Linked DNA regions of Homo sapiens: all the other regions are linked to region 2. A link is a loop called in an ENCODE intact Hi-C map of the cell type or tissue named here. Cell type or tissue: MCF 10A. All regions are shown on one strand. Links, peaks and the distances in the headings refer to the core of each region. The heading gives the core; the rest is flanking DNA. Region 1 overlaps LINC01358 (long intergenic non-protein coding RNA 1358). Region 2 has its middle 28 kb from the start of LINC02777. Region 3 overlaps JUN-DT (JUN divergent transcript). Region 4 overlaps JUN-DT (JUN divergent transcript).

Evidence for each region. Peaks named below come from ENCODE experiments on the same cell type or tissue, not always from the same donor. Only the 100,000 strongest peaks of a DNase experiment are listed, where the experiment ranks them.
Region 1: a loop joins it to region 2, with 2.1 times the contacts of the local background. A loop is called at or near these places in 5 of 110 quality-filtered maps.
Region 3: a loop joins it to region 2, with 4 times the contacts of the local background. A loop is called at or near these places in 4 of 110 quality-filtered maps.
Region 4: a loop joins it to region 2, with 7 times the contacts of the local background. A loop is called at or near these places in 3 of 110 quality-filtered maps.

What each region holds. Positions count from the first base shown.
Region 1 is chr1:59,072,879-59,081,162 of GRCh38, forward strand. All of the region lies in intron 2 of LINC01358 (long intergenic non-protein coding RNA 1358), which reads left to right. Among named protein-coding and RNA genes, the nearest start is that of LINC01358, 57 kb to the left of the region's middle. RefSeq lists enhancers at 3,665-4,208, 4,753-5,296, 5,297-5,838 and a silencer at 4,939-5,233. In MCF 10A, for the core only: a CTCF peak has its summit at 3,912; no DNase peak of the experiment used is centred there.
Region 2 is chr1:58,928,042-58,936,325 of GRCh38, forward strand. No RefSeq gene overlaps it. Among named protein-coding and RNA genes, the nearest start is that of LINC02777, 28 kb to the left of the region's middle. In MCF 10A, for the core only: no CTCF peak of the experiment used is centred there; DNase peaks (open chromatin) are centred at 3,910 and 4,980.
Region 3 is chr1:58,879,234-58,887,517 of GRCh38, forward strand. The region is part of intron 1 of JUN-DT (JUN divergent transcript); the gene reads left to right. It overlaps LINC02777 (long intergenic non-protein coding RNA 2777), which reads right to left. Exons shown (of 5, transcript NR_183656.1): 5 at 3,645-4,501. Among named protein-coding and RNA genes, the nearest start is that of LINC02777, 21 kb to the right of the region's middle. RefSeq lists enhancers at 3,762-4,961, 3,864-4,158 and a silencer at 6,191-6,386. In MCF 10A, for the core only: no CTCF peak of the experiment used is centred there; DNase peaks (open chromatin) are centred at 2,468 and 4,228.
Region 4 is chr1:58,846,789-58,851,788 of GRCh38, forward strand. The region is part of intron 1 of JUN-DT (JUN divergent transcript); the gene reads left to right. LOC107984961 (a long non-coding RNA gene) reads right to left here. Exons shown (of 2, transcript XR_001738081.2): 2 at 4,171-4,614. Among named protein-coding and RNA genes, the nearest start is that of LINC02777, 55 kb to the right of the region's middle. In MCF 10A, for the core only: no CTCF peak of the experiment used is centred there; a DNase peak (open chromatin) is centred at 2,243.

The DNA.
Region 1 (8,284 bases), core at 1,976-6,975, 140 kb after region 2:
GATTAAGGAGTAATTAGCAAGCCCAGTCAGGATCATTAGCATTTCTATGTTCCCACTTGTAAATAATAACTGGTTTGAGTGAGGTGATTAAAAAAAAAAGAACAGCTGGTGGGAGATTTTAGAAATTTACCTACAGGTCCAGCTGAAGTGCCCACTGGGAACCCTTGGGAGCCTCAGTAGTCCAAACACCAGACAGATGCCCTCTCCCTGCCCCAAAACTATCCTTAGAGGGAACAATTGCAGGGACATCTACACCCTCCCTATAGCACGAAAGTACAAATGTCTCCTCTCCTAGTAAGAGAGGGCATGGTCATAATAGAGAGGGGAAAAAAAAAAAAGAAAAGAAAAGAAAAGAAAGAAAAAACCCAGATTTTGGAGTTAGGCAGACATGACTTGAAAACTCAGCTTCTACACTTACTAGTTTGGTGACCTTGGGCAAGTATCAGCTTCTTTATCAGAAACATACTCTTTGTCCTTATGGATGGAGTCTTTCTTTCTTTCTTTTTTGTAAACAAATCAAGACGGTATTCAACAGTAAACAGATGAGTAGTTTGTTCAAGGAAAAGACAGGAGAGATGAGCAGGTGGAGCCCATGGAATCTTTAGGGCAGTAACACAGTAATCTATATGATACTGTAATGGCCAATACACAACATCATGCATTTGTCAAAACCCATAGAATATATCCAAAAGAGAGTAAATCATTTTACCAAAAAGACACATGTATGTTTATCACAGCACTATTCACAATAGCAAAGATATAGAATCAACCCAGGTACCTACCAATGGTGAATTGGATAAAGAAAATATGGTACATGTATACCATGGAATACCACACAGTCACCAGAAAAAAGAATGAAATAATGTCCTTTGCAGCAATATGGATGTAGCTGGAGGCCATTATCCTAAGTGAATTAACACTGGAACAGAAAACCAAATATCGCATGTTCTCACTTATAAGTGGGAGCTAAATATTGGGTCCTCATAAAGAAGGCAACAATGAGGCTGGGCACGGTGGCTCACGCCTGTAATCCCAGCACTTTGGGAGGCCGAGGCAGGGGGATCACGAGGTCAGGAGATCGAGACCATCCTGGCTAACACGGTGAAACCCCGTATCCACTAAAAATACAAAAAATTAGCCGGGCGTGGTGGCGGGCACCTGTAGTCCCAGCTGGGAGGCTGAGACGGGAGAATGGCGTGAACCTGGGAGGCGGAGCTTGCAATGAGCCGAGATCGCGCCACTGCACTCGAGCTTGGGCGACAGAGCGAGACTCTGTCTAAAAAAAAAAAAAGAAGAAAAAAGAAGGCAACAATGGACACTGAGGACTACTAAAGAGGGGAGGCATGGAGCGGGGCAAGGACTCAATGTCTATTGAATCCTATGCTCACACCTGGGTGACGGGATCATATGTATCCCAAACCTCAGCATTATGCAATATACTCATTAAATATACCTGCTCAAGTACCCCCTGCATCTAAAATAAAAGTTGAAATATTTTTTTTAAAACAGAGAACAGATTGTGTAAGTCATTGTAGTTGAGGAAGAAAATATATTTATTTCAATTAAGAGATCTAGCCTTAAATTTTGCCTTTGCCAGTTGGCAGCCTTGTGACTTTGGACAAGTTAAATAACCCCCCTGAGCCTCAGCTTTCTCATTTGTAAAATTTAATTAGAAATACCCTCAATTATCTACTTTCACGGGGTTCTTACAAGCGTTAAGTTTTATAATGTACCTTAAATTTTAATAAATTGTAAAATTTACACCTCAAGAAAACCCACAAAAAGCCATAGGATGTACATCACAAAGAGTGAGCCTCAGTGTAAACTATGGACTTGACTTAGTAATAATGTAATATTGGTTCATCCATTGTAACAAACGTAGTACACTAATGCAAGATGTTTGTAATAGGGAAAACTAGGTGAAGGTAGAGAAGAGTATACAGGAACTTTGTACTTTCTGTTCAATTCCGCTGTACACCTAAACCAGTCTAGAAAAAAATCAAGTCTACTAGTGATTCTTTTTTTCAAGGAATACTTGACTATTCCTTACCCCAAATAGCCTAGCCCAATGCCTTTCAAACTTTAACGTACATGTTAGTCACCTGTACTGCAGGTGACTTTGTAGGTCTAGAGTGGTGCCTGAGATTCTTTCTGCCTTTCTAACAAGGAACGCCGCTGATCCATAACAACACTTGGAGCAGCAAGTCTCAAGACTGAAGCAGTAATTGTCTAAGTAAAGCGACTGGAAATGATGGGTACTCCACAAAGTGGGACACTTGCTAATAGGATTCCCTTCCCTACCATTGTTCAGTAACCTTAGGATCAAAAGAGGCCCTAACACTGGGCTCTGCGATTAGCTAAATGAATACCCCAAACGTCAGGGACTTTGCACTTAAAAGACAACTGGATCCATTTAGGAATAATTCCCAGATAAGACTCAAGTCACAGACAGTTGTGGTGGCTCATGCCTATAATCTCAGCACTTTGGGAGGCCGAGGTGGGTGGATCACAAGATCAGGAGTTCAAGACCAGCCTGACCAACATGGTGAAACCCCTGTCTCTATTAAACATACAAAAATTAGCCAGGCATGGTGGTGCTCACCTGTAATTCCAGCTACTCCAAAGGCTGAGGCAGGAGAATCGCTTGAGCCCAGGAGGCGGAGGTTGCAGAGAGCTGAGATCCTGCCCCTGCACTCCAGCCTGAGCGACACAGCAAGACCCCGTCTCAAAAACAAAACAAAACAAAACAAAAAACAAAAGATACAGGTCACCCAGTTAAATTTGAATTTCAGATAAGCAACAATAATATTTTAGTATATGTCCCACATAAGCATGTTCCCCCAGGAACCAATTCACTTAACCAAGAGAATGCCTCTCTTTGGTCACTTTCTTGTCCTCCCCTTCTTCAGGAGCAAGTGACCAGTAATGTCCGTGTGAATGGAAATACTGAGCAAGTATAGGAAATGCTGCTATTCATTTCTATCAAATTACTATTAACATGGTGTACCTGACTTCATAGTTTACAAAACACTTTTACATCTTTTAGTCTAGTGTTTGTCAAACTTTGACATGTATGCAGATCACCTGGGGGATCATGTTAAAAATGCAGATTTGGGCTCAGCAGTTCTGAGGGTTCACATCTCTAACAAGCTCCAGGGAGTCTGATATTGCTGTTCTGTGGCTCATATTTTGAACAGCAAAGGTTTAGATATTCCCAGATGATAGATAGTCTGTATCACCCCCATTTTATAGTTAAAGAAACTAAGGCTTAGATTACATAGACATTCTCAGGTATACGCAGAGATGGAGGAGGAAGGGGCGTGGAGCGAAAGCAAAACTCACCAAGATGTATGTCAGGCTCTACCATATATCTGCCTCTGCAGAGGAGAGAAACCCTGGGTCTGCATCCCTTTTCAGTCCTTTGCAGGCTGCGTGATCTTGGAATAATTATTTGGCCTCTCTGAATCTCTGTTATCTCAAAAGTAAAGAGGTAGGGTACACCTCTCAGAGGCTTCCATGAGAGGCTAATGAGATCTGTGAAATGTTTATATTCTGTAACAGGATACAAGCAGTAATAATTGTTTTATTATTATTATTAAATCCTGAATACAGCCCTTTAGAAGGTTGTTCTAAGTAGTTTACATGTATTCACTACTCCTCACAACACCCTTGAAAACTAGGTACTATTGCTATCATCTGCCTTTTACAGTAAACTGAGTCATATAGAGGTTACATGAACTGGCCAAGGTTACAGAACTAGTAGGAGCAAGATATGGACTCTGGCAGTCTGCTTTAAAGCCTATGCTCTTAATCTCTAGCTATGTTACTTCTCTCTGGGAATTATCCCCATCTCTCCCCCTGCTGGTTTTATAGATAAGGAAAATGTGGTTCAGAGAATATGATTTTTCATATTCTCTGTCATATATATTCTCTGTCAGTCATATAGCAAGACTGTAAATGTGATGAGAGCTCAGGCCACAGACAAGTACCTACTGAGTGCCATGCAGTGCTGAGGGGGAGGTACCTACTGTGTGCCATGCAGCACTGAGGGGGAGGTATCTACTGTGTGCCATGCAGCACTGAGGGGAAGAGGAAGCCTGGATCTACAGAATGAGCGAGGAGAGATGGGCTGGGCAAGGGGAGAGGGGCCACGACTCAATTTGGCAACTTTAGTATAACCTTCTTTGTCAGGTAACCCTACTGATGCTTTGGGAAAGGTAACCAGTGACTTCCGAATAACTATGAAGCTCTGAACCTGCTTTCAGGAGGTGAGGGTGGCAGGACATCAGACTCTAGGAAGGAGTGACTGAACTGAACAGATGAGCTGCTCAGCCTGGTCAGCTGGTGTTTGCAGGGTGATCTAGGAAAGAGTTCCTGACTCCAACCATGCTAAGAGCAGTGGACTCAGACTCAAACTTGTGTTTGAGTCTTAACTCTCCCTTTTATTACTAAATGACCCTGGGCCTGTGACTTGACCTCTCTGTGCCTTGGTTTCCTCATCTGTAAAATAGGGATAACAATTGCACCTATTCCAGAGTTGTTGGAGGATACATGCGATCACTCATTTTTATTATTGTGAAATAAGAGATCTCAGGAAAGCATTTACCACGGTGCCTCAAGTAAGCTCTCAATCAACAAAGACTGTGGGTCAGAAGGATAAAGGAAATACATTTCTGTAGTAATGGAGCGGTGGGAGGAAAAGACCAACTGGCTGAAGCCATTAAAACTCACCGTCAGTAAAAGTGATTTGCCTACTCAAATCTTAGAGTTGGGAAACTGCCATTTCCCTAACAAGACGATGCAAATCAGTTTATTTGCCTGTGGGGACTGCATTTCTTTCTTCTTCTCCTTCCCCAAAGACATCTGTTGTAGGAGAAGAAATCTCAAGTATGCTGAGTAACTGCTTTGTGTCAGGTCCTGTATGGAGATCTTTCTTTTATACCCATCTAACACCTTTTCCAGGATGTAAATTCTACTAACTCCATTTTATAGAGGAGGAACCAAGTCTCAAGAGAGGTTGAGAGCTACATCCAACATCCTAAGCTCTGGAGTGATACATCCTGGATTCAGATCCACTTCTGTTGAGCCAACATCAAGACTGGTGGGCTCCTTCCAAGGAGTCAAAGCTCTCCCTGGGCCCAGCCGGTACTCACCAAGGCTTCTGCGATGATACCTCTAGGTGCCAGACAGTCTTGAAAGCACTTCATCTATGGGCACTCAGTCATTTTCCCACAGGCTAGGTGGTTACGTTTTATTAGCCCCACTTCACCCCTGAGAGGAGGCAATTGAGTTAATTATTTGAGCTGAGAGCCCCTTGGTGGTATCAGCTGAGATAACTATCTCAGCTCCTGGCTGCCAGCCCTAACCAGAGCTTTTGTTCGTTATCTTCCCTCAGAGAAACTCAGCACTCAATTGCTCATTAACATGATTTGGATAATTTTCTCAACAGCCCTCCAGTGGAGCAGCTAAAGGAGAAACTGTAAAAGCCTGTGCCATTCAGATTGCCCCCACCCCCAACCTTGCTCTTTCTTTCTTAAGTAGTGGAGAAAGACAGATCTGCATTTGAATTCTGGCTAGGACATTCACTTGCTGGGTGATCCTTATTATTTCCTCTCCCTAGGCTCCCCATTCCTCATTTGTAAAATGAGAATATAAATACCACTTGCTTCATGAGTTGTTTCAAGGACTAAACCAGAAGGAAGTTAGCAAGAGGGAGGGAGGTTGGTTGGTTTATGGAGTGCCTAATGGGGAACAGAAAATGCATGGACAATATTATTTGATCATCACAATGATCCTATGAAATTAAGAAAAGGAAACTGAGTGACAGAGCGATTTACTCAAAATTTTACAGCTAGCAATTATATGTAAGGGCAATGATTCAAACGCAGTCTGGGTGACAAAAAAGCCTAACCTATCACTCTCATTTGCTCTTCTTCAATGTTCCTTATTCAATTTTTTGGTTCTTTATTCTCTTTCATTCTTTCTCATTCACTCTTATTTGCTCCCTTTCTTTCATTCTTAGTCTTTCCTATTTCCCTATATAACCAGCTAGAAAAAAGGAAAGATAAAAGATTGGACAAAGATATAGCAGTCCGGGTAGTAGATGAGAGGTCTGAGCCCTGGTCGTTTGTGTAGACTCTGAGACTGAGAGAGAGACAATTAGAGATTGGGTGGGTTAGGAAAGCAAAGAGAGTCTTTCCTGTATGGATTTACATTCCGAGGGTCAAGGCCAAACATAAGGTGAATATTTAACCCCTGCAACAACTCCTGTAAGTAAAAAAGAAAACTCCCATCTTTTTCTTCTATCTCAACTTCATAGGTGAGGCTCAAATCTCACCTAGAGCCTGAGTTCAAAGCTCTGGCTCTGCCACTTTAGCAGTGAGACTTTGGACAAAGCCCTCCACATCCCCTGAGTCTCAGTTTCCTCCTCTGGGCATGGTAGAAACATCCCTGCCCCCAGGATTTAGGTGAGTACTAAACTAGATCAGGCAGGTGCAATGCTCAGCGCCCTGCTTGGCACCCAACAAGTGCTTGGCAGTATTAGTCTTTTCTGCCCTCATTAACCCAATGACTAACTTATAACCCTGCTTTCCTCAAAACTCTTCTCCAACATAAAGGTCTTTTGTAAATGTGAACTTTTCCCTTTCTGCAGACTTCCCATGGTGATCTGGCCCCTTTAACTACAGAGATGTCAAGGAATCTTTGTGAATCAGCCATCAAGTGTGGGTTGCTTGACGTGACTGTGGGGTTAACTTACAAGTGACTAATTTTTGGAGGCGAGATTTTGTACCCTTCCCACTGGTAGCACCATGGCTGGGTGTAATTACTTAGCTGATGAGTTTACTGAGGGGCTCCTTAAAGTTTCAGTATTAATATCCATATGAATACTTTCAACAAAACCTTTTGTTCTTGGAGTAGGGGATGTGGGAGGTAGTTACAGGAACTGTCTTGCTTTTCCAAATTTAATTGTCTAAATACAGTGCTGCCTCAGCAATCCAGGACATTTTTCTCACTCTTCTTTCTTAACAGACCTCTGCCAAAAGCCTACTTTGGCAACAGGAATGATTAGTTTGTGTTTCAGTAAACTTGCTGCATCAGAGTCACTATCCCAGCAGGGGCAGGGGGAGTTGAAATGTGCTCTATTTAACCAGTTTGAACTGTTATTTATTCGAATTGAGTCTGGGGCAGAGGTTGTGGGAGTTTTTGATAAGAGGAACTTAATGGCTCATAAGCAAGTCATCTCTCTTTTAGCAGATACTTTGGACTACACATGAATGTCCTAATCACAGTCTCCCTAAAGGTAGATCAGCCCCCTTTCCAGAGTCTGCTGAATTACTCACATTGTTCAGAGCGCTCAGCATTCTGCAAAGCTTTGTTAAATTAATCTTCACAACAACACCCAGGCGGAAGAAGTATCATTAGCACTCTCATTTTGCAGGGGGGAAACTAAGTCTCAGAGAAATTAAGGAATTTGCCTAAGTTTGCATCGAAATAAAGTGGGAGCATCAGCATCTTACCCAGGTTTGTCTGATTTCAGAGCCTGCGCTCATACTCCTCTGGTATTTGCAGCAGTTTTGGGGCTTCTGGCACACCACTCTGAGGCTTGCACAGGACCATGGATTTTATAACTGGAGGGGACCTGTAGGTAGGGCGACCAACCGTCCTGTTTGCCTAGGAATGATGGGGTTCCTGTGACGTGAGACTTTCAGTTTTCAGGACCAGTCAAACTAGGATGAGTTGGTCACCCTATGGGATGAAAGGCTGCTGAAACTACCAAAAGAGATAAAAAGTGAAAAAGCTTCTAGACTAATATGAGGTATTCTTATTACCTTTCCCCCTCTAAATTTGCAGATGAGAAAACTGAGGCTCAGAGAGGAAAAGTGACTTACCCAAGGTCACACATTTCATGAGTAGATGGAGCAGTAATTGGAAAACAGATCTTGGGATTCTCAAATCATTTCTCTTTTCCAATAAGGGAGGCTGCAGAGTTCAAGCCAAGGAGCACCTATTGAGCTCCTACTGCATGAGCAGTTAAGCTGTGGGTTAGCAAATACCCAGGAGAAATAGGAGGTGTCCAGGTAATGCTGTCAAGTAGAACTTTCCATGATGATGAAAATGTCCAATATCAATGCTGTCCAACACACTAGTCACTAGCCATATGCAGCTTCTGAGTACTGAAATGTGACTACAGTAACAGATAAACTGAAGTGTTCTATTTAATTTTAATTTAAATCATCATGCATGACAAGTCGCTACCACATTGCAAAGCACTGGTCAAATGGAT
Region 2 (8,284 bases), core at 1,904-6,903:
CTAAAGCTGGTTTACCTGAGTTCAAATCCCACTTGCGACTTACACTAGTGATGCCACGTTGGCCAACTTACACAATTCCTCTAGGCTTCTTTTTCCATCTCGTAAGATGGGAATAAAAATGGTATGTCCCTACAGGACATCATGAGATGACTGAAGTAGCTATACACCTAAAGTGTTTAGGACAGTGCCTAGCATGTAATAAGCTCTCATGAACTGTTAGCTCTTATTATTATCATCATTAGATGGAAATCAGAAAAGACCCTGGTCCTTGGGTGTTTGCATCTCTAGTCCTCCTGTTTGCTGTCATCTATGACGGGTAAGTGGCCCCCTCAAACCCAGTGCTTCTCCAGCTTTCCACGGTAGAGGCATGTGGACCTCCACACACACTTTTTTGAAATCTTATATTTTATTCCCAGGTTTGGCTATTAAAACATTATTTACAAATCTCATGTCCTGGTAAAATTTATAACCCAAGAAGCTACACTGTACTTCACCAGGGGCTTGTTGCATCCTTCCAGACCCCCTTTTCCCCAAGACTAGAAGTGTGGCTCCCTCTTTCCCACCTTCGACCTCCTCAACTCCAGGGACCTTTGCTTTATTCCGCGGCAGCCACCTATACTCAGAGCCGCACCCAGCTTTCATCTCGGCTGGCTACTGCTCCACCTTTGAAATCTCAAATAGCTGGGTCTCACTCTGACCCCTCCCTCTTATCTTTTCAGAGCTCTCCTCAGACTGACTCATTGACCTCCTCCTGAATTCCAGACTCTGAACCCCTTTCTCTGTTCCTTCCCAGTCTTTCAAACCTTATTGGTTTCTCGGATTTGCAACTTGCCATACCTCTTCCCCCTGCCACATTCATGGATGCATGGAGCAGGAGCAAGAAATAGACCTTTGTGTCTGCAGCCACCTAGAATTTTTTTTGTAATTCCTGTAGTATGACCTGGCTCATCTTGACTGGGGCACCTGCCTCTTAGGTGCATCTGAAGACCAAAGAGGTCACGTCTACAGAGCACTAAGCCCAGTGCCTGGACAATAATAACTGCTCAAGAAACATTAGCTGTTACTCTTACCCACCAAAATCACAGGGGCCACACACTGCCCTGTAATGTGTTTGCAAATTCCCAGTCAGATCCCTTCTCCTCTATGCAGTAGCGATTCCTATTATTTGTCATCCCACCAAACCTTCAGCCTTTGTAGAGAAAATAGAGGTAATCAGGTAGGAACTGTCTCAATAATTCTCACTCAAATTTATCTGCAGGTTTCCTTTCTGATCAATTTCCTTCCTATTTTAGAAGCAGTTGGGTATCTCCTGACCATAAGAACTGGAGGACAGACAGTGGGGTGACTTCTAAGACCAGGAAAGGTTGAACATTCATTCATTCATTCACTCATAAACCCCTGGGCCCAGAGAAAGCCCAGGTTTGAAGATTGAGACCTAAAGGGACTGCTATGCCAGATCTATTTTTCTTTCCCAAATAGTCCCTCCGCCCTCCTTATGCTCTCTTTTGTTTGCCATTCTCCCTCCCCACCAGGTACATGAGTAGTCAAAGCTGGGAGAGGGGGAGGACTGGACTGAAGCTCATGAATTAGGCCATCCTGTCACTGTCCCGGGTTTCAGGGGGAAAGGGAGAGAAGGCCAGTGAAGATCTTTAAGGAAAGCCTCAGGAAGGAGGTAAAGCAGGGACTATCCTTCTAGAACCTCTGTCGACTCTCCTGGCTACGTGAGCAGTTGACGTACGTGCAAAGGAAGGCCTGCATGCTTCCCCCTCTCCAGACAGGTTTCTCTGGAACCCCAACAGACAGACAGACAGTGATCTTTCTCCTCTCCAGACATCCTCAGCCGCCGCCGCTGACTCAGCCTCCCCGCCCTCCCCGTGGGTGGAGTAGGTAGGCAGCCCAGTCCCTGGGGTTGAAGCTGTAGGTGACATAAGGGCAAAGTCGCAAACATCTGCAGATATGAGACCTTTGATTTCTCCCCAAACCCCAGAACATTCACAACTCTGTCTCCTTTACCTGTCAGTCAGCCCCACCTTCCAGTTCCAAACCCAGACAAACTTCAGTTCCTTCTGTAGGAGATTGGAACACAGTGTCCCTGGAGGCACAGAAGGCCCCAGTTGAAATGACCTTTGGGACTAGCTAGCATTCCCTTTGAGGAGAAACAGGACTTCCCACCCATTCCAGAAAGGTCCAGGAGTCCTGGCTACAACATCTGAAAAGAGAGCAACTGACATCCCGGATGACTTACTTGTTCAGCACAGCAGACACAGCACCTTGGGTCTATAAGAAAATGTTTTCTTATAGAATAGTAAGATCTTTGTCTTCATGTCAATGTAGTTGTAAAGTATAATTTTACGCACACACACATACATGCACACTTTTCTGGAGAAAGGAGTCCACATAGGCAAAATTGCCTAGGGCCTGTGAAAATCATATTGCAGCCATGCTCATATCACCTCTCTAGGACTCAGTTTTCTCTTCTATAAAATACAGATCACAACACTTTCCACACCATTCCACCTCCAGTTTCACCAGTGTTCTGCCTGAACATCAATGACCTTAACATTTTCAGATTTGAAATGTTTGGAAGCCCCCCACATATACAATATGTAACAGCCAGATTCCTTAGTGTTGCATTTGAGGCCTTTCACTGTTTTCCACTTGGAGCTTCTACCTCGTACACAACTCTCCAGCTAGGAACATCATAACTCGTGCTGGTTGTTCTCAGAACAGGCTGAGCCTTGAGTTCCAGCGTGTCTTTGCACACTTAAAGCCCCTTTGCTTCAAAAGCATTCCCCTCCTCTTCTCTGCCGAATGGTCTCCTATGACAGCACAGCTAGCGAATTTGCAGCATCCAGTGAAAAATGAAAATGGGGGGCTCCTTGCTCAAAAATCGTTGAGAATTTCAAGATGGTAGAGCAGAACATTCAATCATGTATGGGGCTCTTCTGTGCTCATGGCCCTGTGGGCCTGCCCATGAAGCCATCTCTGCCTACTCCTTTTCTGAGATCACCTCAAATGTCACCTGATCTTTGAAGCAGTTTTTACTCTCCAAGACCAACAATAGGAAGACACAAAACGAAGCACTTCTTCTGTTCCAGGCATCATGCCAGGTGCTTTACAGATAAGGTCTCATTTATTCCTCACAACCACTCCATGAGGTAGGTAGTATTATGATCCCCATTTCTCTGATGGGTAAACTGAGGCTCAACAAGCAGTTGACAGAGTTGGCATTTAAACTGAGGGCTGCCTGAGCTTAGAGCTCATGGTCTTACCTATCAGGCTGCACCAACCCTTTCCACCACATGGTCTTTCAGTCTTGCTTCTGCTCTCCAATTTATAGAGACCCTAGGCCCGGGTCCTGTTCCTTTAGTCTCTGGGTATCCACCCCCTTAGCATGTCTGGTCCCCAAATACCCCAAGAGGCCAGTAGCTTTCCCAGCCTAGAGTACCTTCAGGTTTCCCAGGAGACATATGTGGAATCGAAACACTTTTTCCTTTGGGAATTATCGGTCATCCCCACATCCCCTGTGTCCCCAAGTCCAGTCCATTTGGTTTCTTTAAAAGGTATCTTGAGCCCCATGCCTCACTCCCAGTGCCAGTGTTAGCTCAGGCCTTTTTATCCTCTGCTAGACCTCAATGTCCCCTTCACTAGCCCTTCTAAATGCAGGCCTGACCATGTCACCCCTTCTTAAAATCCTTCAGTAGCTCCCCACTGCCCTCAGGTCCCTTAACCTGGCACACAGGACCCTGCCCACCCCTCGACTGGAACCCTCCCACATGATCATCACTAATTAATTACTTACAATTTCCAGAAGGAGTCATGTCTTGTCATGCTCCCGTGACTGTGCACATAATGTTCTCTTACCAGGAATCTGATCCCATAACACTTGGAAAACTCCTCCTAACGAGCCGAGGCTCATTTAGCATCACCTCTTACAGGAAGCCTTTCATAACTCCTGGCTCTTCCAAAGGCTGAGTTCCCATAACGTCCAGGCTTACTTCTGGCCCATCACTTAACTGTATTTATCCCAATTGGGCTGAGAGCCCTTCGAAGGTAAAAACTGTATCCAAGTCACCTCTGCATCTCCAGCCTCCAGCATGGGACCTCTTTGGCAACTGGAAGCACACAGTAGGTGTTTTCTGAGTAAAATCTATAGATGAATGATGTTCACCTGTCTGGCGTCAGGGATGCCCTTGCCACATCCGGGGGACAGCTACATCTTGGCAGCAGACAGAGAACAAACATCCAGGTGAGAACAGGACCACTGAGAGCTCCAGAAGGAAGCAAGATGGATGGCTTGATTACCTGATGTGCTTGAAGATTCTGAGAGCAGACTTAAATTTCTCACTGAGGGGAGAGGGATGTGTGTACCTAGGAAATAAAGCTAATAGATTTTTTTTTTTAAATGAGGCAGCAGTTTCAGTGAAAAGAATAAGTCATATAAAAGCAAAAATTTAATCATGATACAATATGGCTTAGCTGTGATTTATGTGGTCACAATGCTATAAAAACTAATCTAACAAAAGGAATGTTATATCTAGATTGGAAAGTTGGGAAAGGTAAAGTGTTTCCATGACAGAAGAGAGCTAAGTCGTTCTCTTTTGTAATGGAAAGTCAGTAGGCCATATAACTAATGAAAAAATTAAGAAAGAGACATGTAGACATAATATTTAGAAGCACGGACTTAAATACTGGAAGAAATATTGAACAGTGGCTGTCTCTGGGTGGTAAGATTTGGGCGTGGAGGGAAATGGGGCTGGGGAATGGGCTTTGTAGAACTATCTGACTTTTTGAACTATGTACATAATATTGGTAAGACACAAGATTAATTTTTAAAATACTGCTTGTGGTTTGAAGGCAGGAAAGTGTTGCAAGGCAAGCACGTCTGTCCAATCAGTCTGACTAATCTCCCTGAAATGCCACCTTGGGCATTTCTTCAGAGCCCTCTCAGGCCCAGGAACTGGACTGGGCTGGTCCGCCTTGCAATGCCCTCTGTGGCCTGGCCCCACCCTCCATGCACACGCCCTTTGCACCTCATTGACTGGCATCCTGCCATTTCTCCTGCAGATGCTATACCTCTTACCTCTAGGCTTTTGCCTAGGCTGTGCTCCTGCCTCTGTGTAATGCCTTTCCTCAATCTGCCCTCCCAGCTCCTTCCTCCAGCTGCCTGGGACAAGTGTGTTTGCTTTACCCCAGGACAGCCCTGCATTCAAGGGAGATTTTATTTGCTGCTTTCCCCTGGGCCTTTCTGTCTTGGCTCACACAGTTTGACAAAGTAAGAAGCCCTAGCAAGCCATGTTGCAGGCTCACCTCTTCTGTCTCATAGTTGAGGGCCTCTCTGAGTCTGTATCTTTGTCTGGAAAATCGAGATCTTCAGGCCTACTTGCCAGGATGTTTGTGAGAGTAGGTTGATGTGATGTTTATCAGAGATCTCAAGATAAACATCCTATTTCCAGTCCTCTCTTCTTTTGAAAAATCTCTGCCTGATAGCAGCTGTAGCTGCAGCAAGAGCTAATATCTATAGAATGTTTACAGTGTGACAAGCACTGCACTAAGTCATGCATTGTTTCATTTAATTCCCACATGACCCTCATTTTACAGATGAGGAAACAGAAGCTCATTGAAGGCAACTTGAAGGTGGATCTACATGTCCCTCCCCCACATTAGACCACAAGAGGCTCAAAGATAGGGAGAAATGCACACTCATGTTAAAGCTGCATTATTCACAACAGCCAAAAGGTGGAAGCAAGACAAGTAAGTGTCCGTTGATGGATGAATGGATATACAAACTGTGGTATATACATATGATAGAATATTACTCAGCCTTAAAAAGGAGGGAACACGCTACACATGGATGAACCTTGAAGATATTATGCTAAATGAAATAAGCCAGACACAAAAAGGCAAATAATGTATGATTCTACTTATATGAGGAGGCTAGAGTAGTCAAGTTCAGAGACAGAAAGTAGAATGGTGGATGCCAGGGGCTGGGGGAAAGGGGTCCAAAATTTTACTTTGGGAAAATGAAAGTTTTGGAGATGGATGGTGGTGATGGCTGCACAGTGCAAATGTACTCAATGACACTAAACTGTAATTTTAAAAATGGTCAAAATGATACATTTAAGGTCATGTATATTTTACCACAATAAAAATATTCTTTTTTTTTTTTTTTTTTTTGAGATGGAGTCTTGCTCTGTCACCCAGGCTGGAGTGCAGTGGCACAATCTCGGCTCATGCAACATCTGCCTCCCAGGTTCAAGCGATTCCCCTGCCTCAGCCTCCTGATTAGCTGGGACTACAGGCACCTGCCACCACAGCTGGCTAATTTTTTGTGGTTTTTTTTTGTTTTGTTTTGTTTTGTTTTGTTTTGTTTTGTTTTTTAGTAGAGACGGGGTTTCACTGTGTTAGCCAGGATGTCCCAATCTCCTGACCTCGTGATCCACCTGCCTTGGCCTCCCAAAGTGCTGGGATTACAAGCGTGAGCCACTATACCTGGCCAAAAACATTCTTTTTAAATGTGGTTAGAGACAGAAAGTAGAATAGAGGTCACCTGGGGCTGGGGGGAATGGAAGGAAGGTGGGTTTTTTTGTTTAATGGGTAAAGAGTTTTTTTGCTGGGGATGACGAAAAATTTTGGATGTAGATAGAGGTGATTCACACTACATTGTGAATGTGTTTAATGTCCCTGCATTGGACAATTATGAAGGTTAAAATGATAAATACTATGTTATGAGTATTTTCCCACAATTAACAAAAAATGGAAGGGAGACCCTGTGCCTCTTTGGTTTTTCTGGACCTAGAGGCTCAAGCGGGGTCTGGCAGACAGTAAAGGTTTACTTGAGAGCATTTGTCAGTTTGAATAGGCTTTTGTTGGAAGGCTGCCCACAGGAAAAGAACCTGAATAAGAAGGAACAAGATCAGGATTCCCATCCTGACTCAGTTTTTTGGCTAATTCTAGCTTCCCCCTGGTCAAAAGTTCCATGTATATATGGAATCCCCCAAGACAAAGACTCGACTGTAGTAACATAGACAGCAGCTATTAATCGCTAGGCTTTTTACATACACATAACTGTAGCCAACAATTATTGTATACAGTCATTGCCGCAGGGAAATTGGTTCCAGGACTCTTGTGGATACCCAAATCCAAGGATGCTCAAGCTCCTGAGATAAAATGGGGTAGTGTTTGCATATAACCTACACACATCCTCCTGTACACTTTAAATCATCTCTAGATTACTTACAACACCTAACACAATGTCTAGACATCACTTCACTTGTGTGGATTTAACATAGTACTTGGTACATGGCAAATTCAAGTTTTGCTTTTTGAAACTTTGCAATTATTTTTTTCCTGAATATTTTCAATCTGCAGTTGGTGCAATTCATAAATGCAAGACCCACGGATCCAAGAGGCCGACTGATACTGTTCTAAGCACTTTTCATGCCCTACTACAATACCTCTGGGATTGTTACTATTATAATCCCCATTTTGTAGCTGAGAAAATGGAGACTTACATTAACTAACCTGGGAGAGGTCAATAGCCAGGCTGCAGGGAGACTCAGATTTGCCCCCAGATGGTCTGGTTTGCTTAATGATCATGGTACTTGCCTTGACTCTACTCTGATGGCCCCAGCCTTTCTGCATTTCCTCCAGCCCCGCTCAGGAGGGAAGGAGAAGGCCCTTAAAGGGAGGAGGGAAGTTAAGGGCTTCCGAGGCAGGAGGCTTCTGAGGCAAGAAGGCATTAATACAAGATGAGGTTCTCAGGTCCCCAGCAGAGCTCTCTGCTGTCACCCATGTCACAGAAGCAGGGCAAGTCAGACTGGCGAGATGGGCTCCACATTGGTACAAACACAGGCTTGGGCATGGATCAGGATGATTTGGTTCAAGGGCTGGCCCAGTATTTGTTGGTCACGTGGCCCTGGACAAGCTACTTCACCTGTGCAATCCTCTGTGTTCTCATCTGTAAAGTGGCGACAGCAGCGGTATCCATCTCACTGGGTTTTATGGGGATTAAATAAATTAGTAAACGTAAACCTGCTAGTGAGAGTGGTGCCAGGCATGGCAAGCCCCACTAGCAGAGAGCTAGGATTGTGCTTGCGAACTTCCTGGAGTGATGTTGGGCAACTTCTCTTTCTCCCTGAGCCCCGCTGATCTCAGGTATGAAACAGAATTTCTAAAACTAACTCCACAGATTTGTTGTGAGGATTAAATGAATACTGTGTTTTGTATTAGTATCTGTTTATAAAGTTAACTTGTTCTCAAAAGTATTTAAGGTGGCTAACAA
Region 3 (8,284 bases), core at 1,397-6,396, 49 kb before region 2:
CAAGAGAGCTAGAATTAGAAGTGGAGGCTGAAGATGGGACTGAATTGCTGCAATCTCATAATGAAACTTGAATGAATGAGGAGTTGCTTTTTATGGATGAGCAAAGAAAGTAGTTTCTTGAGAAGGAAACTACTCCTGGTAAAGATGCTGTTACCATTGTTGAAATGACAACAAAGGATTAGAATATTACCTAAACTTAGTTGATAAAGCAATGGAAGGACCTGAGAGGATTAGCTCCAATTTTGAAAAAATTCTACTGTGGATAAAATGCTATGAAATAGCATCGCATGCTACAGAGAAATCTGTCATCAGAGATGGAATGAAAGGAAACATCAGTCGATGCAGTAAACTTTACTGTTGCCTTATTTTAAGAAATTGCTGCAGCCACACCAATCTTCAACCACCACCACTAAGATGAGTCAGTAGCCATCAACATCAAGGCAAGATTCTCCACCAGCAAGATTACAACACACTGAAGGCTCAAATGATGGTTACCATTTTTTTTTGTTTTAGCAATAAAGTAGTTTTTAATTAAGGTATATACAGTGTTTTTAAAGACATAATGCTATTGAACACTTAAAAGACTATAGTATAGTATAAACATAACTTTTATATGCACTGAGAAGATAAAAATTTGTGTGACTTACTGTCTTGTGATATTCGCTTTATGGCTGTGGTCTGCAACTGAACCCACGATATGTCCGAGGTATGCCTGTATGTCAGAAATGAGATGGTTATAATATAAAGATTCCTGGAGCCAGAAAAGCCCAAGGCTAAATTCTTTTTGGAATGTTTGATCTTCAAAAATTTTCATGAATCCATATTTTAAATAAGCAAATTTTATTTTTGAGAAAGACATACATGCAAATAACTAAAAATACCTATTTAAACTCAAACTGTTAGATGATTAAAAAAATAAGTCTCCCTCAACCCTCCAGTCTCTATTCCTCTAAGGCCCTCCTTTGTCACCTCCCCGAAGCAGTTTCTTCTGTGTCCCTAAAGCAGTCTCAGCATAAACAAGCATATATATGTTTTAATATGTTTCTATTTTCCCTAATGAGAGCACATGATGCCAACAGGCACTCCATTTTTTGTGTTTTTCACTTAATGTTATATTTTTGAGATGATTCCATGTAGGTCTACCCCACTTTTTTTCTCATAGATTTTGTCAAGTTATTTAGCCTCTCTGTGCCTCTGTTTCTTCTGTAAAATGAGACTAACAACACTTAAAAGCTATGTATGTATGTTTATGGTAACTAGCATGGACTAGCACATGGCGGTGCTTCATAACTCTCACTCTCTCGCTCTTGCTTTCTGCCTCACAGCCCAGTCTATGTCAGACACTACATACAGAGCTACTCACTTGTCTTCAGGAAGATCACAGTAGAACTGAGTGGATGAGTCCCCTAGGAAAATACAACACCCAACAACATGAGTACCTCAAAGAGGTGCAAAGAACATTGGAAGTACGAACCAAAGTCATGGAGCAACTTGGAGTCAGGCACACTGGCCTTTGAATCTCAAGAGGAATGTAGGTGTGGACAAGTTAGCTCTCCTCTCTGAGTCTCAGTTACCACATCTATAAAATGGGGTAATAAATACTCATTTAGCTATAAGGCTGCTGGAAATATCAACTGAAATGAAGCATATAAAGTACTGATCATAACAATTTGCACAACAGAAATTATCAATAAACATAGCTGGCATTATCCCAGTGTTTGGGCTGAGGAGATCTGGGAGGGCTTCCTGAATAAGGCGGATTTTAAGCTCAGATCCGAAGAATGGATAAGACATGGGAAGGACATTCCAGATGAAAGTGAGTTAGTATATTAGCAAGGGCAAGGAGAAGGGAAAGTAAAGGGCAACTCTGTAGAATGGCAACACACAGACTGATCTAAAATGAAGGATTCAAGGGTGTACAGAGGAAAAAAACAGGAAAAGTAGGCTGAGGCTTCAGCAAGAGGACCTTGAGTGCTGAGCCAGGGGTTTAGATTTTATTTTCCAGGTAGTAGGGAGCCAGTCAAGAATTTCTGAACATAAGTACATGATATTCATAATGTGTGGTTATGGCAAATCACTTAACTTCTTTGAAAAGAAGGTTGATAGAGTGGAGGCTAGGAGTCCAGGCAGAACAAAAGATGATTGGAGTCAATGCTGAGGACGTGACATTGGGGATGGAGAAGGGGCACCTCTGAGTCAGAGCCCACCAGTCACAGTGACGGGATAGGTGTTGCTCTTTAGACGCTCTTGTGGGAGATGGGTGTGGATCTGGTGTGACATCCTTGTCCCCGCCCCATCTTCACCCCATGAAGGATTTCCCAGGTGGTGTGCTCAGCTGGACTGAGGGATCCCTGGGCACACCCACCTGGCAGGGCAGCCCTGCTCCCTCCTCAGGTCTGAAGTTCACCTCAGCCCATGACTCAGTGTGAAGGCTGATGGCTGGGTTCAGTGACCCCCAGGGAAAGCTGAGTCATGTCCAGGAAAGCAATGTCATCCCACCCGAACCAGAGTGGCCTGTGTTGTGAAATCTAGCAGAAAGGTCATCACCACAGGTTCCAAGATGCCTGGCTTAGCCACTGATTGCCAGGCCACTCACTGAACTCTGTATTCAGTTTTTCCTCCATCTATAGGATGGTGTATCTCTCTGGGGTCTTGGGGGATAAAATTAGATAATAAGTCATTTTATCTGTTTACTCAACAGATGTTGACTGGGCACCAGTTCTATGCCAGTGTGCTGGGGACAGAGGAATGAATAAGACATAGGCTTAGAAGACATCCCCTTCAAGGGGATGAAGTTCTAATGGGGAAACAGATAAGTAAATAGAAGCACTAGCACAGAACTAAACTTTCCGACATGTAGTTGCACACTCACTAACTCACTTAAGTCATCTCACATGGGGTAGTAACCAATTTCATTCATTTGACACACAAGGAAACTGAGGGCCAAACTGGCAAAGCGATTTGCCCTTCCTGGTGTTCCATAACCCTTCAGACATAATTTCATCACAGCCCTTAGCGCTCTTTCTCTGGGATAGAAGTTCAAATGTTTATTTCCCCCATTAAAGTTTAAATTCCCTGCAGGCAGGTCTAGCTTCTTTTAATCTGTTGACCACCAGCATCTAGCCCAAGCTTGGCACACGGTTATGGAAGGTGTGGTGGGGGGAATGGAGCTAGAAGTTGTGGAGCATCAACCACATGCTGGGCTTCGCTGGGCACTTCACATTTGCTGTTGGTTAATCTACTACAAAAACTTGGTATGGTGGGTATTATTATCTCTGTTTTATAGGAAATATGCCAGAGGCTGAGATGAGTGATGGGATTTGCCCAAGGTCACACTGAGCGTAATCTGAGAAGCTCCCAACTCAGAAATGGCCCAGAAGCTGGTGTGTGTGCTGCGGGTGGGGGATGAAGTGGGTGGGAGCTCAGCCGTCCAAATGCAGAGCCAGAACGAGTCTCCTGTAAAGTGTTCAGCTGGTCCACTGGAGCATCTTTACCCACAGAGCCTGATCCTGTGCTCAGGCTTTTATTAGCATCTGTGTTCTTTCCGCCACAGCGCCCAGCTGCCCCGGCAGCCTCTTGGTGAACACTTGCTGAATAAATGCTTCACCAGGAGAACAAAGACGTGAAGAAACAATCACAATATGTGCCAAGGCACGAGGCTAAGCCATTTATTTATCCTTTTTCTTTTCATTCTCTCAACATCACGATGAAGTTAAGTACCATGAAGACCCCAGTTTTACAGGAAAAAAAAATGGAGGTTTAAAAATGTAGAGACTTCCTACAAAGCTGGAAAGTGGCTTTGAAGCCAGGCTTATGTGGCTCCAAAGCCTGAACTGCAAACCACTACTTGAAAATGAATGCGTGTGTGGATGAATTGCAGCTCCCAAACTCTTCTGAAGCCTCAGTCAAGGCCACAGTGGCATTTGCTCCCTGGGCAGGGTGTTTTCCAGGGACTTATGGATCAGGTCTGACTCTTTCCAAAAGGCCCTCTGACTGCCAGCCCTCCCAGAGGGGTCAGAGAGCATTTCCCAGCTTCCCACTGGGCCTGCCTATCTTTGGGAGCTTTGAAGTCCTACATTTAGAGGACATGGATCAGCCCCAAACCTAAGAGCTCCCCCAAGGTAACTGCCAAGGGAATCCCTCAGGAATCCCGCTTAATGCAACCAAGAGAGGCCTTTAGAAATCAGGCCAAGTAGAGGAAAGAACAATGGACAGGAAATTGGGACATGAGAGAGTCGTGAGTCAGCAGCGTGGTGAGAGCTGCCAAGATTGCTGATGTGAACTCTGGTTGTATCACGAGGAGCATAATGTGTTGAATAACTAAGGTGATATTGCACTTCCTCTGTGGTAGAGCTGGAGCTGGAATGTGGGGTGAAGGTCTGGTTCCACATTTTCACGTAGTCATAGTCAAACCGGAACTTATCCAATAGAGCAGAACCGGAACACTGAAGGGAACGGTACTATCATCTTTGCCAAGGCGGAAGGACTTGTATTTCTTTTCCTGAAGAAGAAAAGAAGCAAACATGTTGGGAGGATAGGCTTTGGGTATTTCAGAGATTTCCCTATGAACAAGGCAGTAGACTTCTTCTGTCTGATCCTAAGGGGAACCTAGGACTCAAGTGAGGAAATAATAGGAAGCAAGATTCAGACGCGAACTGAATCAACAATGCCTTTGTTCTAGTCAAAAAGATAGCCAAAGAAGGAAATATTTTTGAAGAAAGAAGAAAAAAAGCAAAACACTCAATGAACCTCCTCTCTCCCCTCTATGTGACCCTAAGCAAGTAACGTAATCTTCCTGAGGCTCAGTTCCTTATCTGAAAGTGGCAGGTGGTGTTACATGAGACTAACAATGTGCAGACTGAACGCAGTGTGGAGAGACGGCTGTGCACATGGCCCTGCGACTCTGGCTGCTGCAATTTAAACCTTAGCTTAGGGTGACCTTGGAAATTTGTTTTTACTTTGCAGTGCCTCAGCTTCCTCATCTGTAAAATGGGGATAATATATGTAAAGCAATCAAAAGGGTACCTGTCACACAGTGGGCACTCAACTTTCTTGTTAGCCAGCATCATCATCATTGCCACTCTTTATATATGAAAGGGACTGTCACAGTATCTAAAATATAATAGGTGTTCAGAGAATGTTTTCCTTTTCCCATTCTCCTTTAGGGGACTCTTCCAGGGTGTCTCTGGGATACCAAGTTCTTCTCATCTCCAGATGTCTGGAAAATGTCTCTAAATAAAACATCTTTTTGCTTATATTCTAAGGCAGCTATCTGCCTCTATCTAAATACTCTTTTAGTGAAGAAAGGGGCAGAGCAAGGAGAGTCAATCTACTTGTAGAAGTTTCTCATTCTGAACAGTGTACTTTACAGATTCCAAAGTGTTTCTCCCTCCATTACCTCTTTACCCCTTACTAGAGCAAGCCCAGATGTGAGAACTGAGGCTCCGAGAGGTTCAGTGACTTACCTGGAGCCATTAACATCTGAGTGAGTGAGCCAGGAATTGAACCCAAGGCTTTCAGACTCTGGACACCTACCTTTACAGGAGGCATTGGCCAGCCTCTTCCCCTCACACACACATCCTCTCACCCTGGGGTTCTGCTTAGGAAGCATAAGAAAGGCAGTGAGCCAGGCTCCAACCTTGAAGCCAAATCCTTGCAGTAATAGAGAGGACTAAGGGCTAGAGAGAGGAGCCAGGAACCGTGGATCTCTGCCGTGAATCCGAGCCCTTAGAGCTGGAGACCTCACTTGGACCAGTCTTCTGTTTTCAGTAGCTGTAGTGAGTGAGATCAAGAACTAATGTCAAGAGCCCAGAGCCCCTACCAGCATTGCATGATAGGATTTTCTGTGATAATGCTGTATCTGTGTTGTACAATACAGTAGCCACTAGCCACATGTGCTATTGAGCACTTGGAATATGCTCAGTCATAGGACTGAGCCATCAACATCCCTGTTTTATAGCTGAGGAAACTGACGCTCAGTCAGGGAGGTTGTTGAGGTTGCAGTTAGCCAGCCATGTCACTGAGACTTGAAGCTATCCTGTCTGGCCCCCAAGCCATGCCCTTCACCACCACAGAAGCCTCTTGTTCCACTCCCCAAGGAGGGTCTTTGCACCCTTCTGAACCAGACAGGTGATTGGGTCATGTCTGCCTGTGCGAAGGGGTCTCCCTTCCTGCTTGGCTCCACCTGGCTCCAACTCTAGAAAGCACCTGTGTTGTTTTACTGATAACAGTGTTTGCCCTTCCAAAGCCAGAGCCATAAAAGGCAGCTTTCAAAGTCACTGCCGCAGAAATGTCAACATGAGGGGGAGGCCAGTCATGGTTTCTGAGGCCCAATGTCACCTCCAGGCTGCTGCAAAGGCTGCTACAAAGACCTTCGGGTCCTGGAATCTGGACTTGCTTCTACCACAAACTTGCTGCGTTTCCTTGAACATATTTCTTACTTCCTCTGGGCCTTGTTTTTATCATCGGTGTAAGGAGAGGGTTGAATTTAAAGATCTTAAAGGGCTCTTCTATCTCTAAAATGTTTAGTGTCCTCTGCACGGGATCCTGGGGTCAACATCTAAATCTCCTATTTAATGACTGTGAAATACCTTATGTAGCAGCCTTCAAAACAAAATCACCCCCAAACCTTAACCTGGAGTTTTTTTAAAACCTCCAACAATGTCACCATTGAAGCAGTAAAGGTATTCATTAATATCTTGTAAAAAGTGATTTTGTGATTTTCTTAATGTATGAAAAAATGTCCCCCGCCCTTGACACTGGGCCCAGAGCCCCAGAATATAAAACCACAGTCAGACCACTAGGATTCTACAGAGCTCAGGTGTTTGGACAAATTGCCTGCACTTGAGAATACAGGGCAATTTTCTCGACTTTTAAAATGTTTTCTCCCTTCCCCCCACTTTTCTGGGGTTTTCACCCCTGCTTGTAACTCAAACCACAAATAAAGCTCTAAGCCTCTGGCTGTGAGGAACAGCGCAGTGGCTGCCAAGAACAGCATGGTTCACGTGGGCCCTTTTTCTGCCGCTCTGGAAACCAGCTCTCCAGAGGACAGCACAACATTCGTTTTTCTCTTTCTTTACTAATCACAAAAATATTGCTTTTCAGATGGGCTGGGGAAGGGGCAGATTGGTGTTGATTGGTGGTGGACAGGGTCAGATTGGCAGCCTTAGGTGCAGCAGAAGCCAGGTATGGCAGCCACAAAGATTTATATATCCCTCCCAGATGATGGCTCTGATACTCCCATTTGAGGCTTTTACCCTGGAACATGGCACATATTGGTGTTCAATACCTGTTTGTGGTTGAATGAATACACTTTTACAAATATTCTTTCTTAACAGAGGGATAAGCATTCCTGTTTTTCTGCTGAAACTGAGGAAACTGAGGCTCTGAGAGAGTAGCCGACTCAGTCAGGGTCATACACACAGTTACCTGGTAGGGCTGTTGTGTGACCCCAGGCTGGCCCCAGATTGGGCTCTTCCACTCACGCTCTTTCTGCGTCTGCCTCTCAGCCATACAAGCCAAAGAAACACTGTGTTCCCAGCCCACGAATGAAGCTGAGGCATGATGGACAAGGCTTATGGAACTAGACTTTTCTTCTCCAAGTGCTCTCTCCCACAACTTCCAAAATTATCCCCATGGGGATGATGCTTACAACAGAAATGCCAGCTCCACCCTCTTTCCAGCTGCCTGCTGGACATCACTGCCTGGATTTATGCTCAGTTCTAGATACAATGCTTGGCCTAGAGTGGGTGCTCACTGTTGAATAAATAGTCAATGATGTCCTACAGATAATATCTGAATCTAAGTTCACCGTATCCACTGCTGAGTCCCCAGTGCCTAGACAAGGCTTGGGGAACAATTGTTCAATGAATAAATGGAAGAATGCATTTTCCCTCCCTCCAACATAGTTTATTTTTTGGATTGCCTACTTCTGCTGAGATCCTCATCCCTCTACAGTTTCTCAAGCCAAAAGCCCAGGACTTCCCCAGGACACCCCTTCTCTCATGTGACTCTCAGCAAACTGGTCACCACATTCTTTCAATTCACCCTCTGACCTGTCTTTCATGCCAATCTCCTCCTCTCCAAATCTGAACACATGAACTTCTTTACTTTATTGTGCAAGATTGTATTGGTTACAAGGAGCAAAAACCCAACTTGAACTTGCATAAGCCAAAAAGGAGATTTTAAATGAGAAGAATATAGGGAAAATCAAAGAACTGATGGAGAAACCAAACTACCAAGCCCCAGGAATGGCAGAGTTGGCTGGAACGGGGTGCTCTGATTC
Region 4 (5,000 bases), core at 1-5,000, 83 kb before region 2:
AATTACCCTCTGAGCCGGGCCTGGTGGCTCACGCCTGTAATCTCAGCACTTTGGGAGGCTGAGGTGGGCAGATCACCTGAGGTTAGGAGTTCGAGACCAGCCTGGCCAATATGAAGAAACCCCGTTTCTACTAAAAATACAAAATTAGCTGGGTATGGTGGCGCATGCCTGTAATCCCAGCTACTCAGGAGGCTGAGGCAGGAGAATCGCTTGAACCTGGGAGGCGGAGGTCGTGGAGAGCCAAGAACACGCCATTGCACTCCAGCCTGGGCAACAAGAGTAAAACTCCATCTCAAAAAAAAAAAGAGAAAAATTACCCTCTGTAATTTAATTTTCTCCTGGCATCCCCATGGTATAATTCATCGAAATTTTGTTGTGGGGTCCAGAAGGGCTGTATTGGAATCTTGGTTCTTCTACTTGCTAGTTTTGTGACTTTGGGACCCCTCTGAGCCTTGGTTCCTCCTTTGTAACACACTCATCTTACATCATGGTGAGCCAAATCCCATAGAATGACATCTGTACCATGTAGCCCAGTGTCTCATACACATCCAATAAGTGTGGGCTCTCTTTCTTCCCCATCACAGAAACTCACTCTGAACATGCTTCCAATTGTTACCATTGATGATTTATTTATGTTTGAGTCTGGGAAGGTGTTTCTTGAAATCTGATAGCAATGACAATGACAACTGAGTTCATCATATGGAGTGATTACTGTGGACCAGGCACTATCCTAACTGCTTTACTTATATGGTTCTTTATGATAGCTCCATGGGGAAGCAATATTGTTATCCAGTATTGTCAGATGAAGAGACTGAGGCACAGAAAGGTTATAAATCCTGCCTAAGTTTATACAGCTGATAAGTGGGGAGCCAGGGACTCTGGCTCCAGAGTCCCACGGTATTAACAGAGCTTGTCTATTGCCCACACTTCAGCCAGATAGAAGGTCGGGGGAACAGCAGTTAACTAGTAGTGCCATGCCAAGCCACTACAATTTCAACCTGAAGCAAAAGAAACTTGGTCTTCAAGATAGTCTGTGGAGGTCACATTATTGACAAGTATATGATTTCCCATACCTTTTGGAATATTGAAAATACCTCTAGGTACCCTTCTCTCACTGCCTTTACTACTTTCCCAGACCCTTTTGGGTCCACAGGTCTGAGGTTGAAAATCCTAATGTAACCTAAATTTCTCCTGAAAAGGAACTCAGAGAGATCAAGTGAGTTTTTTGCTCCCTTGCCCCATACTGAGATTGTAGTATATGAGGAAAATGGCAGTTATAATAAAAATACTAATTACCACATTTAGAGCCTTGTTTAAATATAGTAAACAATATATTTTTGATCAAAAACAGCCTCTTAAAATTTATCAATAACTTTTTATATAATGGCTTATTTGATGGAAATGGTAATAATGATAATAATAACCATGAACCTACTGAATATGAAATATATTAATAAACCATCTTAAAATGTTATTTACTCTTCACAACAATGAGAAAAATGTGTATTATTTTCTCTGGTTTACAGATGAGGAAGCAGGTTCATATGTTATCTCATTTAATTTTTGTCATAACCCTTGAGGTTGGTTCTCTTACGATCCACAAAACATGAGGAAATTGAAGCTCACAGAGGATAAGACATTTGCTCAAGCTCACACAGCAAATCAGAGGCAGAGCTGGGACTCGAACCCAGATCTTTTTGACTCAAAAGCCTGGATTTTGAATTGCTGTGCTGCAGTTCTCAAAGTAACCCATAATGTAGGCAAATATCATCCCCATTTTGCAATGGGGAAACTGAGGTAGTTAGAGAACTGGCTTACCTAATATTCTCCTAGCTCTACTGTACACTCTGGAGACCAAAATGTTTAGTAGTTGCACATAAGGGCTTTGGAGCTGGCTTGCACTTTGCACAGTGATGGGACCAGGTGAGCTCTCAATAAATGATAGCTGTTGTCATTTTCAGCATGGGAGTTCGGCAGCCCACAACCTGGGCACAGACCTGATACCTGCGTCCTTGACTATCTGTTCTGTTTTTGTGCAGACTTGTGCTTGGACCGCAGGAATTTTCTATCATCTGCATGCAATGCCTACTGATGACACACTATCACAATAAAGGCCACCTGAGTCTATGCAGGGGAAAGCTTCCTTCGTGGGAGGCCTATCTGAATGGATGTGGCCTGCAGGAGGCCCTTGGAGCAGAGGCTCAGCCTCTGACTCACACTGAGCTGTCCCCCATCCGGTTAAGGCCAGCCCAGGAGCCGCCCACCTCTCCTGCACCCGCTGCCTTCTTGGCACAGACCTCTGGCTGCAGCCTTTGGGCTCCAGGCTGCAGAATTACTCACTCGCAGATTCTTCCTTTGGCATCTGCCAGGATCCAGGAAGAGGGCTTTGTAGTCTCTCTGTCTCACTTAGCTTTTTCCCTGCCTCCTTTATCAGTTGAATTGCTAAAGCCAAAGCTGAATTTCTCTCCCATTTCCTCCAAGGACCAGTATCCGGTAGGAATCATCTCTGCACTTGGGAGGCTAGGGAGAAGTCAAACACCAGGTCTGGCTCTTTGCCCCTGGAGGAAGAGTTAGTCACTTGGTTACTGCCGGCTGAAATCGACTGGAGATGTCACAGGGAGAAAATGCTTTCCTATGAGTTAGTGGAGCATGGTCTCCACAAAAATTGCCTTTTTACTGAACAGAGAAAGTGGCAAACTGATGTCCTCTTCACAGAGTTCTGACTTTAGTCCTCTAGCTGCAGCCATTAGCAATTCCTTTCCATCCAGTGCATAGAAGTCACAGGAGGCATGTCACAAAAATGGGGAGTAGGGAGGAGAAAAATTAGATGTGTACACACATGATCTCATTTTGTCACCACAGCAACCTAATTGTCATTATCCTGATTTTTTAAAAGGTAAAACTTGAGGTGGTGAATGCTTGTCCAAGATCATGGAGTTGGTGACTGGCAGAGCCGACATATGGACCCAAGTCCTTTCAATGCCAAATCCACTGTAGGGGAAATGGCCCTTCTGTCTCTTTCTCTCCCTCTGTCTCCCCTTTTCCTCTTGATTCCATGTGTCACCTTCCCCACTCCCAGTCTCGAAGGGGTCAGAGGATTATATGACACAACACAATGCCTTGCATACAGTACTTGCTCAATAAATGCACATTAAATTTGAATTGCTATGCCATGCCTTTTATGAACATTTGCATTTTCAAAAAGGACTCTTAGAAAAGATAATACTTAATACCAAGGACTAAATGGTGAATTTCCAGCACAGGAGATCTCTAGTGGGATGTTTATTTCCTCCATCCCTTCTTCCTCTCCCTCTTCCTTCCTTCCTTCCTTCTTCTCGTGTTCTCTCCTTCAGAACAAACACCAACACTATCCTAACTACTTTATAAATATTTACTTATTTAATCCTCATTACCACTGTGTGATGTAGATACCATTATTGTTAGCAATATCCCATTTTGGAAATAAGTAAATGGGCATAGAGTGGCTTAGTTATCTGCCCAGAAACACACAACTTATAATAGGCAGAGCAGGAGTTTGAAGGTGGGCACTTGGCCTCTTTAACCATTGCTGGTATCCCTGTCCAGGCACAGATAGCTTCCTGGAGCCATTTCCATCTCTCACATGAACTTGACATTGCAATTTACAAGGTTTGTTCAAATAGGGTCTCATTCTATTTGATTCTCACCACCATTTGTGAAGTCTGGACTTTGCTTCCTATTTACAATAGAGAAAGCCCAAGCTTGGAGAATTTAAGTGACTTGCATAAGGTCACACAACTGCTATGTTAGCAGAGCTTGGGAGCCAAACCATTTTATGGTCCCCTAATTTCTATGAATGAAGCTGGTGCTGAAGAATTAGAACTGGCCAGAACAACACTTTGAGCAGGAAGAAAGTGCTCATTGTGATAATTTATTTTTTCTTGAAAGTTGGATAGAGAAAAATATATGTGTGTGTGTGTGTGTGTGTGTGTGTGTGTAATAGTCATAAAAGTATTTCTCAGAACTTGAGGTTTTAATAAAATGTGAAAAACATTTTTACCAGCACCCTCTTTTCCCTCCTGGTTTTTAGGTACTGCATAATTTAAAGAAATGCAATCCATATGTTTGATTATTCATACTTCCATCATCAAAAAATATTGTTGATCCTTTGAGGAGCTTTTGATGTTCTAGAAACCATTTTTTTTTTTTTTTAGGGCAAGGGAGAAGAGAGACTTTTTTTTTTTTTTTTAAAGCATCCTTCCTTTTCCTACTATTTTGTTTCCCTTGAAAAAACATTTTTTGGCATTTGAGTGGGAGATGAACAAGTAGTCACTAGAATAGTCCATTTTTTTCCCCTTTAGGTTTTTAATATAGTGATATGTACAGAAATGCAGTTCTCAACTTTAGGGTTCTCTGATATGGTGGGGAGGGGAGTTAATATTTATGGAATTCTTACCTTGCAGTCACTTTATCTACATCTTCTTAGGTGGTGTTTCTAATACACAGGAAAGAGGTGTCATTGGCTCCATTGTATAGAAGAGGAGAGTGAGGCTCAAAGTCTGGAGAGTTGTACTGCTGGGACACAAACCCAACTTTGCCTGGCCCTGAAGCTGTGGTGTTCATACGTTTCAGCTCCTTCAAGAGAATACAAGGGTGTTTACCATCCTGTGAAGACATTACCTAATTGTATTCAATCACGACCCCTACATCCCTAGCCAGCACCTATGCCACTCCCTTGTAGGAGCTCTTGCTCACCTTTACAGGAAGTGGGAGCTAAGGGTTAGTTCATGCAGCTTAAATGCCACCTCCTCGAGGAGGCTTTCTCAGCCTTCTGCCTAAAAAAGCCCTTCACCTATGCTCCATCACTTAAATCTACTGTAAATGGCAATGTAGCACTTTTCACAAGATGATATTTTTCTCGTTTATCTATTTTTTTCTGTTTATTATCTATCTCCACTCCTTTCTTCTTCCCCCTAGAAGTAGCAGAAATCCCTGACATATAGAAGCCACTTAAGAAATAT